2 separate regions of the Homo sapiens genome follow, and region 2 is linked to region 1. The links are chromatin contacts, found by Hi-C or POLR2A ChIA-PET in ENCODE. All regions are on one chromosome and are shown on one strand. The core of a region is the stretch at or near the end of the contact, and the rest is flanking DNA. Distances in the headings are between cores, read along the strand shown.

What was found. A loop is a pair of places that touch in the nucleus more often than their neighbours do. ChIA-PET counts read pairs that join two places held with the same protein, here RNA polymerase II (POLR2A). Pooled maps may share reads with other maps.
Region 2: a pooled map shows a loop between it and region 1 (5-fold over the local background). The contact joins the promoter of STRN3 here to the enhancer-like site in region 1. A Hi-C loop is called at or near these places in 8 of 37 single-sample maps with no recorded cell type and 5 of 50 pooled maps. POLR2A ChIA-PET finds 5 or more read pairs at or near these places in 2 of 52 experiments (AG04450 and PC-9).

The regions. Positions count from the first base shown.
Region 1 is chr14:30,847,024-30,851,594 of GRCh38, forward strand. No RefSeq gene overlaps it. Among named protein-coding and RNA genes, the nearest start is that of COCH, 25 kb to the right of the region's middle. Within about 2 kb of position 2,453, at least 3 of the 41 ENCODE cell types and tissues checked have a DNase peak (open chromatin) inside an H3K27ac peak, as active enhancers do.
Region 2 is chr14:31,024,133-31,028,703 of GRCh38, forward strand. STRN3 (striatin 3) reads right to left here and starts at 2,247. Exons shown (of 18, transcript NM_001083893.2): 1 at 1,772-2,247. The coding sequence starts at 2,053. AP4S1 (adaptor related protein complex 4 subunit sigma 1) reads left to right here and starts at 1,517. Exons shown (of 6, transcript NM_001128126.3): 1 at 1,517-1,655. RefSeq lists enhancers at 1,196-1,295, 1,366-1,475, 2,586-2,745 and silencers at 1,465-1,646, 1,786-2,045, 2,136-2,455.

The sequences.
Region 1 (4,571 bases), core at 1,203-3,702:
TGTCTCCTTTTTCATCTGTTTATTTATTTGGGTCTTCTCTCTTCTTTGCTTAATTAGTCTGGCTAAAGGTTTGTCACTTTTATCTTTTCAAAAAACCAACTTTTGGTTTCATTAATCTTTTTCAAATTGCATTTTATCTGGCTGATATTTCCAAAAATGCATGGCTTATGCTTAGCATGATTTCCTAGTTTCAGTGTCAATGCAGTTTTGTCCTAATTACTTCTCTTTGGCCATTTTGTTCCATTACAAGCTTGTTTTTATGCCATCCCCTTTCCATTGAAGAAAAATATATATCACATACCCAAATATGTACACACATGTATACACATGTATATATAATTCTTGATATAATCAAAAGAATATATGTAATGTATATGTAAGTTTTAAGTAAAATAAGACAAAGAACAACACTCTGTATCCTTGACAATATAAGAAACAGAACACTGCAAAAAATTGTAACTATATACTTGCCCTCCCCTTATGGTGGAAGGTGCCCTCTTCATATAGGGAGAAGTACACAGAATATACCTGGCAGTGTTTCCTGATTTTAATGCTAGTAAATTTTATTCCCTTTTTTTTTTACTTATCTTTAGCCATTTCATTGAAATTTTGTATTAGAGACCTTTGGGTGTTCATTATCAACTGATAGATTCAGTCTGTGTATGTGTTAATGAGAAAGAGTGACTGTAATAACCCATTTTCATACTGACGTTGCCTGGATTTGGTATCAAGGTAGCAGTGACCTCATAGAATGAGTTTTCTATCCTCTCAAAGAATTATTACATTTGGAATAATATGCTCCTTAGAAATTTGGTAGAACTACCTGTAAAACATCCAAGACATAGAGTTTTCTTAGTGGGAAAACATCACTGATAGTTTGATTTTTTTTAAATAGTCTTAGGACAATTCAGGCTTTCTATTTATTTTTTCTAAATTTTTATTTATTTGTTTTAATTGAGAAATAAAAATTGTATATATTTATCATGTACAGCATGCTTTGAAATAGGTACACATTGTGGAATAGCTAAATCGAGCTAATTAATATATATATTACCTCACATACATATCATTGCTTTGTGATGAGAACACTTCAAATCTATACTTAGCAATTTTCAAGAATATAATGCATTGTTATTAACTATAGTCTGCATATTTTACAACAGCTCTCCTTTTTTTTCAAAACAGGTTTTTCCTAGGATCTATGGAATAGATTAGTTCTGGAAAATTTAAAGCCCATATCTCTTTAAATATTGCCTACAATTTTCTCTCTAGTCTCACTTTTTGGGACTCGGTTAAATATATATTAGATTTCCTCACATATCTACTTTTTTATGTTTTCCAATTCCTTTTCTGCCTTTCCTGGAGTGATTATGGCTGTATTAAATCTGCTGTCAAACCCATTCATTGAGTCCTTAAATTTTTAACAATTGTATTTTACATTTTCAGAAATTCCCTTTTATTTCCAAGTCTACCTATTTATTCCTGCTGGTTTTTTTGTTACTTACTTATCTTTTTGATTGTGTCCATTATTTCTTTAAGTTTTTTTTTTTCTTAGAGACAGAGTCTCACTCTGTTGCCCAGACTAGAGTGCAGTGGTGAGATCATAGCTCGCTGCAATCTCCAACTCCTGGGCTCAAGAGAGCCTCTTGCTTCAGCCTCCCAGGTAGGTAGGGCAACAGGCGTGCCCCACCATACCTGGCTACTTTTTTCTTATTTTTTGTAGAGATGGGGCTCTCAATATGTTATCTAGTGTGGTCTCAAATTCCCAGCCTCCAGCGATCCTCTTGCCTCCATCTCCAAAAGAGATTACAGGCATGATCCACCACACCCTCCCCTTTAAATATTTTTAACATAGCTTCCCTATATTGTGCAACTGACAACTCTAATAACTGAAGTCTATGGGGAAGGGTCTAAATCTGTTTTTTTTTTTTCTATTGATCTCACTCAGCTTGGCTTGCATTGCAATGTGCATGGTGAACTTTGATTGTGAAATGATTGCTTAATCTGCAAACTAAATTGTTGAAGATTTCCCCCAGAGACAATTTGTTTTTTGCTTCTTCTTTTACCAGCAGCAAAAGGCAGTACTACCCTGGGATGACATCAGCCCCTTGGCACAGTCGAAGCTCACATTGGATGTTCCAAGCTCAGTTTTCTTACCTGGCCACCAATATCTTGGTAGCAGCATGACTATTGACATCTACTCTCAGGGAAAGCTCATCTCACACTTTCATTGCCCACGGCTCTGCTGGTTGTTGTATTTGCTGGGAGAGGGTCCTTGGAGATCTTACTACCTCTTATGAGACCAGACGTGCCTGAGAGACTGTCCTAAAGAGCCACACTGACAGAAGCAGAAATCTGTGGTGGTTTGTTCTGTGTTGACTCGGTCAAACTGAAATCATGTTTCCCAAAATCTTCTCCCTTCTATGGCTGTGGGCTTAATTGGCCAAGAGGATCTTGTGTGAGATTTAGAAGACAGAAGTGAAACAATAGCCATTATGTTCTGAAAGTCTGTCATCAGACACAGTGACAGAAATATGCAAAGGTGCCCAGCAGGCTCCAGCTGGTCTTTGGTCTCCTGTGTTCTAGAACAGTTCCTCTGTATAGCTCTTCTTCCCAACCACTGACCTTGTTGGCCAACAGCAGCCCATACCTACAACCAGACACACAGCTGGTGGCCAAACAGCTTCCTGCAGACCTTCCCAAGGGGTTCCCAATCAACAGATGTGGTTTCTCCTATCCTGGCTGATGACCTCTTCTATCACCTTATTCCCCTACAGGGCCTTCACTTCCCAGCTCCTTCCCAATTGTGTAAGATCTAATTCCCATACGAATCACTTATCTCATAACACTCATAATCTCTCTTCTCTTCAGACTGAATTCTGACTAATATATCCCCATGGCTTTTTTATTTAGCATAATCAATTATTTTTTTTAAGCCCAGAATGTACGTATGAACCTTTCCCTCAACCAATCAACATTTACTTACTTCTGCTGTATGCTAGACACTGTCCCAGTCTTTGAGAAAATTTAAAAAATTGTTTTCAAGGATAGACAAATACCTATGAATCATATTGTTGTGAGATAAATTAAATGACAGAACTCTGCACAGACCCAAAAGAGGAGCATCTATCATGCTCGGTTTAGTCACAGAAGACTTTCAAATGAAGTAAGCCTCAAGCTGAGTCTTAAAACAAGTCACTCAAATTTGAGAAATGCAGGGCCTCTTCTTTTAAGAGGGTTTAGTCTGTTCATGAGCTGCTGTGTATTGATAATTCTTCCACCATTTTCCTCCATCCTAAATCAAAATATCCTCTACTATAGCAGTCTATGTTATATTTAGATATTTAGTTTGCAAATAGTGATTCAGTTCTACCAAAACATTTGTCACATTAAATGAATGTTGTTAATTTAGAATTAACAGGTTTCATAGTTTTTATATTTAATTTGTAAGTTTTTTTGCTTTTATAAGACTAATAAAAGAAATATATACCTAATTTTGTGTATATACATAGTTAAGTAATGCTTTTATATAATTAATTCAAGTTAACACCAGAACTTTATTTTCTTTAGGGGAAATCTCTTCATTGCTCATCTTGAGAAACACTGGGAGTCATCACTGACTACTTCCTCTAACCCTCACCTCCTAACCTTCCATCCTCAGGAGATAAACAATCACCAAGTCATGTTGATTGAGCATCATAAATATTTCTTCTTCTCCACTCCATCTTCACTACCTCCACCTTAGTTGAGTCTCTTCAATGGTTTTTCATCAGAAGATCTATCTACAAGATCAGATCCAAGCTCCTTCATATTGGGTCTCTGTACTCTGTGTTCTGATCTTCACTTGCCACAAGTGTGTCATTGCACAGCAAGCTGTCTCTGTTTTTTTCTCATAAATGCATGAGTTTCATAAAAATGCATGGCCCCCAACACAACTGTCATAAACACAGATGCATACACGGGCAATGAAATATGATGGCAGAACTTAGTTGTGAAGTGGTCAGCCTGATGACCTAGAATATACCTGCATCACATTTTTAAAATTATCATCAAAATAAGAAACACAACATTTTGGCCAGGCACAGTGGCTCATGCCTGTAATCCCAGCACTTTGGGAGGCCAAGGTGGGCGGATCACAAGGTCAGGAGTTCAAGACCAGCCTGGCCAATATAGTGAAACCCCATCTCTACTAAAAATACAAAAATTAGCCGGACGTGGTGGCAGGCACCTGTAGTCCCAGCTACTCGGGAGGCTAAGGCAGGAGAATCGCTTGAACTTGGGAAGCAGAGATTGCAGGTTTTAAAATTCTCACAGGTAACTCATGAACAATGCCCTCTGCCCTTCTGAGTAAATCCTAAGCAAATGCATGGCACAGTACTCTCAACCCAGGCTGCACCCATGAAGAGGAGATCCTCAGTTAAAAGTTCTAATGGCCAATAATACTGGCTACTAGGCAATTATTCGAGAGGATTTAACCCAAAAATAGGAGCATTAAATCAAGAAACTATACAGGCTAAGGAAGAGGTATTATTAAGCAGAACAAGCTAAGATGTTTTATTAATCTTAAAGTC
Region 2 (4,571 bases), core at 997-3,496, 180 kb after region 1:
CTTTCTTCTCAGCTGCTTACATTAGTGAAGTTTATGGGTGAAAAATGCAATTGCTAACTTGAAGAGTGTTGAAATCCAAACTTGCATACAACAGTACAAAGGTCTAAGAAACCATAGCAGGGACTGGTGAAGTATTATTTAGTGAGCTTAGGCCTTACTGCATTTGTCAATCCAAATTTTAAAAACAAATGCCTTACTTACTTTACTCACACAGAAAATTAAGTTTGCAGTATGTAGTAGAAAGCTGTATACCAACAGAATTCTATAAATTTTAAGTATGTTAAAGCAGACTGTACACAACTTAAACCAGTTTTGACTTCAGCTTTTTTAAAGTTATGTAATTTTAAAGCCCAATATTATATCAAAACACAATTGTAAAGCACTGAAATGACTAACAAGTGTTACTTTTTTTTAAGACTTCATACAGTGTCAAAATACCCAAGTATTTTTTACTTTTGAAAAGTTTAACTTCACCCACTTTGTGGAGTCATATAAAAGTTTACTAGTTCAGAACCAAACTAAAGAGATGCATATTTGAGGACACCCTTTCTAGTTAATCCAATCCTCCTCCTTTCAGCACTACATTTGCCTAACGATTCACCATAGGCATATGACATATATGACAGCAAATACTGCTTACCCCCTAAATACACAACAGTCTGAAGAACAGGTGCAATACTATTTAGACACACGCTTTTTCCTTCTAAGCCTAAATTTGCCCTGGAAAGGTATTTAAAAATAAACACAAATACCCAAGAAAGTTAAATAACCCTTTCAAAAAGATGCAGCAATTTTGAGATCCAGGACATGAGCTGTTAACTACCAACAGCTTCCAAATGTGCAGCCTATCAAAGGTTCACATTATGAGGATCGAGTCAAGCTCAACTATGAAGGGTTCCGAGAACATCTCACTTTGCTTCTCCTGCAAGAGTAAGTAACATGATATAACTACGTTTCACTTCAAGGGAATATTAAATCTCTTCAGTCGTTTCATAAATACAGCATCGATCGTCTGGTTTGGTTTTTTTATAGATAAAGAAACGGATGGGGGAAAGGAGATCTAGTGGAGAGTACTGTAAAAAGAAAAATTCAGTGCTGAAAGCGTTGATGAGTCACTAAGTAAGGAATAACTACAGAGAATCCAAGTGAGTAAGGCAGCATCTCAGGTGAGAAAGTACTTAAAGTTGACGATGGGAAATAAAACTTCACAGGTCAGTCCCAAGTCACTGTGCACCCTAGCAGCCCAGGAAAGAAGCGTGGCTGTCAAGGGGCAAGCGCGTACCAAGTCTGAGGGAGGGGGCCAGATACGCCAAATCGGAAAGGGGGGTGGTCCGGAAAAGGGGGGTAAGATGCCTATCCTAGTCCCTCTCTTCGGGCTCTTCATCTCAAGAGGAACAAACAAGAGCAAACTCAGTGTTGAGAGGCCCCAAACCGGACTCTCCCACAGAGAGGTGCTCGGTCCCAAGCCCCGGAGGCCCGGGAAGGCCGCCTCCGGAGGAGCCCCCGCAGACGCCATACTAAAAGCCAAAATGGCTGCCCCGAGGAGGCCCGCACCGCGTAGCCAGTGAAGGTTGGGGAGCAAGCTTATGCGGGAAAGAGGGAGGGGGACTCCAGGAAAAGCCGTTGAGAGGACCATCACAACCTGAGCAGCACAGGTAGGTTCCGCTCGGCCTCCCAAGGCGCCGGCTCCGGCTGAGTGGAGTCCCCAGCCCCACCCCCCGGCCGGGAACCCAGCCGCCGCAGCTCCCGCACACCGACCCCAACGAGGTACCTGCAGTTCGGCCCGTTCCACCTCCCAGTGCGCCCGCTCCATCTCGAACCGAGCCCACTCGTGCTGGATGTAGTGCAGTATCCCCGGGATAGTGTACTGCTGCGGCCGGGACAGCTCGGGGCCTGCCGCGGGACCCGCTCCCTCGGAGGCCGGAGGACCCCCGCCGCCCGCCGCTCCGTTCCCCCCGGGCGAAAGGCCCAGGTTCCCCCCAGGTCCCTGCTGCTGCCGGGGAGGGGCCGCCATCCCCGGGCCGCCACCACCGCCTCCGGCAAGCTCGTCCATTGTGTGTGGGGCCCCGGCCGGGGCGCAGGGCGAGACGCCGACAGCTGGGGGAAGGGCCGGAGAGGGTGGCCCCGCGCTGGCTGCGGGGCGGAGGCCGGCCGGGAGAGGGGCGGGGAAGGGGTCGTTGCTGTGTGCCTGCCGTGGGTCAGAGCAGGGAGCTGCCGGCTGCCGCCATTACAATCCCTCCTCCATCTGCCCGTCTCACTCACTCACTTTAGGGGAAGGGGGGGCCTCGGCGGGAGGGGTGGGGGGAGAGTTGGGAAGGGGATAGGCGGAGGGCCGTCACTAGCGCACAGCATGCTGGGTAGCGAACGCAGCCTCACGCTTAATCGCCAAATAGAGTCCGGCCTCACCCTACGCCGGCGCACTGAGAACGCAGCCCGGGTCGCCGTTAGAGGGCGGGGAAAGAGCTCGGGCTCCGCCCCTAGGCCCGCCCTCAGACCCGATCCGGTGTCTGGCCGCAGCTACCGGACACCTGGGCTCCGACTCTGACTTTTGGAAGCGAGGCGGCCTTAGGCTTCCTGGTTATCAGTTTCCTTTTAGCAGGCCGTCCCCGGGCGCTGTTTCCTTCCCAGGGGTCTCTCACCCGTGTCCCGGCTTTCTGAGCTGGTTGTTAACCTGGCTGGTCGCTCTGGCCGACCGCATCCCGTCTCGGATTCCTGACGTTTCTTTTTCATTCTTTGAGTGTTTCAGGCAGTCCCAAGGGTGGGCCCTCTTTCCCTTCCTGTCACTCGCTCTGCCTCTGGTTTCTTAGAACCAGTCAGTTCTCTGCTGGCAAATAGCCAAGATCCTCCGGCTGTGGTTACTGATTCCTCGTCTCTGTCTTGAGCCTGGGCTTTGGTCCCATTTCTATGCGCTCGGTCGCCCGTCGTAACTTATTCCACTTTGCGTCCCCTCTTCTTTCCTTTTCTGGAATGGGTTGTGGGGGGGTTGGGAGAGGGGGAGGAGCGATTTTTTTTTTCTTGGGAGAAGAAGAGGTAGTGAATTCCTTTAGATCTTGACGATGATGGGTAGAGGGAGAGAAGTTTGAAGGAGACTGGCTAGACTAACAATTTGATACGGTAGAAATGAATGGGCTCACAAATATTGTCATCAATAGACTATTTTGATCGAAACAGAAAATAAAAGCACTGTGAGTACAACTTAAAATCCTAGATGAATGTTCTCCTGGGTCATTAAATGTTTAAGTGAATATGGCCGGGCGCGGCTGCTCAAGCCTGTAATCCCAGCACTTTGGGAAGCCGAGGTGGGCGATCACTTGAGGCCAGGAGTTCGAGACCAGCTTGGCCAACATTGTGAAACCCCATTTCTACTAAAAATACAAAAATTAGCCGGGCATGGTGGCGCACACCTGTAGTCCCAGCTCCTGGGGAGGCTGAGGCACGAGAATTGCTTGAGCCCAGGAGGCTGAGGTTGCAGAGAGCCGAGATCGCACCACTGCACTCCAGCCTGGGCGACAAAGCGAGACTCCGTGTCGGCAAAAAATTTAAAAAGTTTGAGGAATGTAACATATACATAAGAGACAAGGCTAATATTTTAAGTACAATAGTGGGTACTTTTATGTGCTTAGTTTCCTAGAAAATATCCTAATGCACTAGTGTGTTTCTAAAAATTAATATAGCTAAGAAGCATTTGTTTGAAAAATAAGACAAAAATAATTAACAACATAAGGAAATTAGGTTCAGTAATTATATTAATAGCGATGCAGGAAAATTGCATTGAAAATTTGTTACTTTTTAAAATTTTTTTTCTTTACTGCAAAAGCCAATAAAACTTGTACTATGGAGTATGCACTACCAACCAATCAGGAAGTAATTTCAAAAGAGATTAAGTAATGCATCTTATTTTATCACATCTGCTTTACTGTTATTACAGTTTAATGGAAAGCAGATTGGACCTGTTACTCATGCTGCCATGTTTTATTTCTATATGAAATGAGATCTTAGATTGCAGTACTATAATGTTAAGGACCATTTCTTCAAATTATTATTTTATTTATTTTTTTTTTTTGAGACAGGGTCTCACTCTGTTGCCTGGGCTGGAATGCAGTGGTGTGAGCTCTGCTTGTTGCAACCTGGAGCTCCCTGGCTGAGGTGGTCCTCCCACTTTAGCCTCCTGATAGCTGGGACTCCAGGTGTGCATCCACCAAGCCCAGCTAATTTTTGTATTTTTTGTAGAGACGGGGTTTTGTCATGATGCCCAGGCTAGTCTCCAACTCCTGGCTCAAGTGGTCCACCCACCTTGGCTTCACAAAGTGTTAAGATTACATATTTCTTCAAATTATTAAAGTACTATTTATCTTAGAGTTACCAACATACAACCTGTTTATTCATCCAATTCCTTTTTAGGGGGCGTCATAGCACATAAAAAGCTCAGAAAAATTATGCTGCCTCAAAGACATACACACACATACACACACACACACACACACACAGAGACATTTGTGGCCAGGTGCGGTGGCTCACACCTATAATCCCAGCACTTTGGGAGGCCGAAGCGGGCAGATCACTTGAGCTCA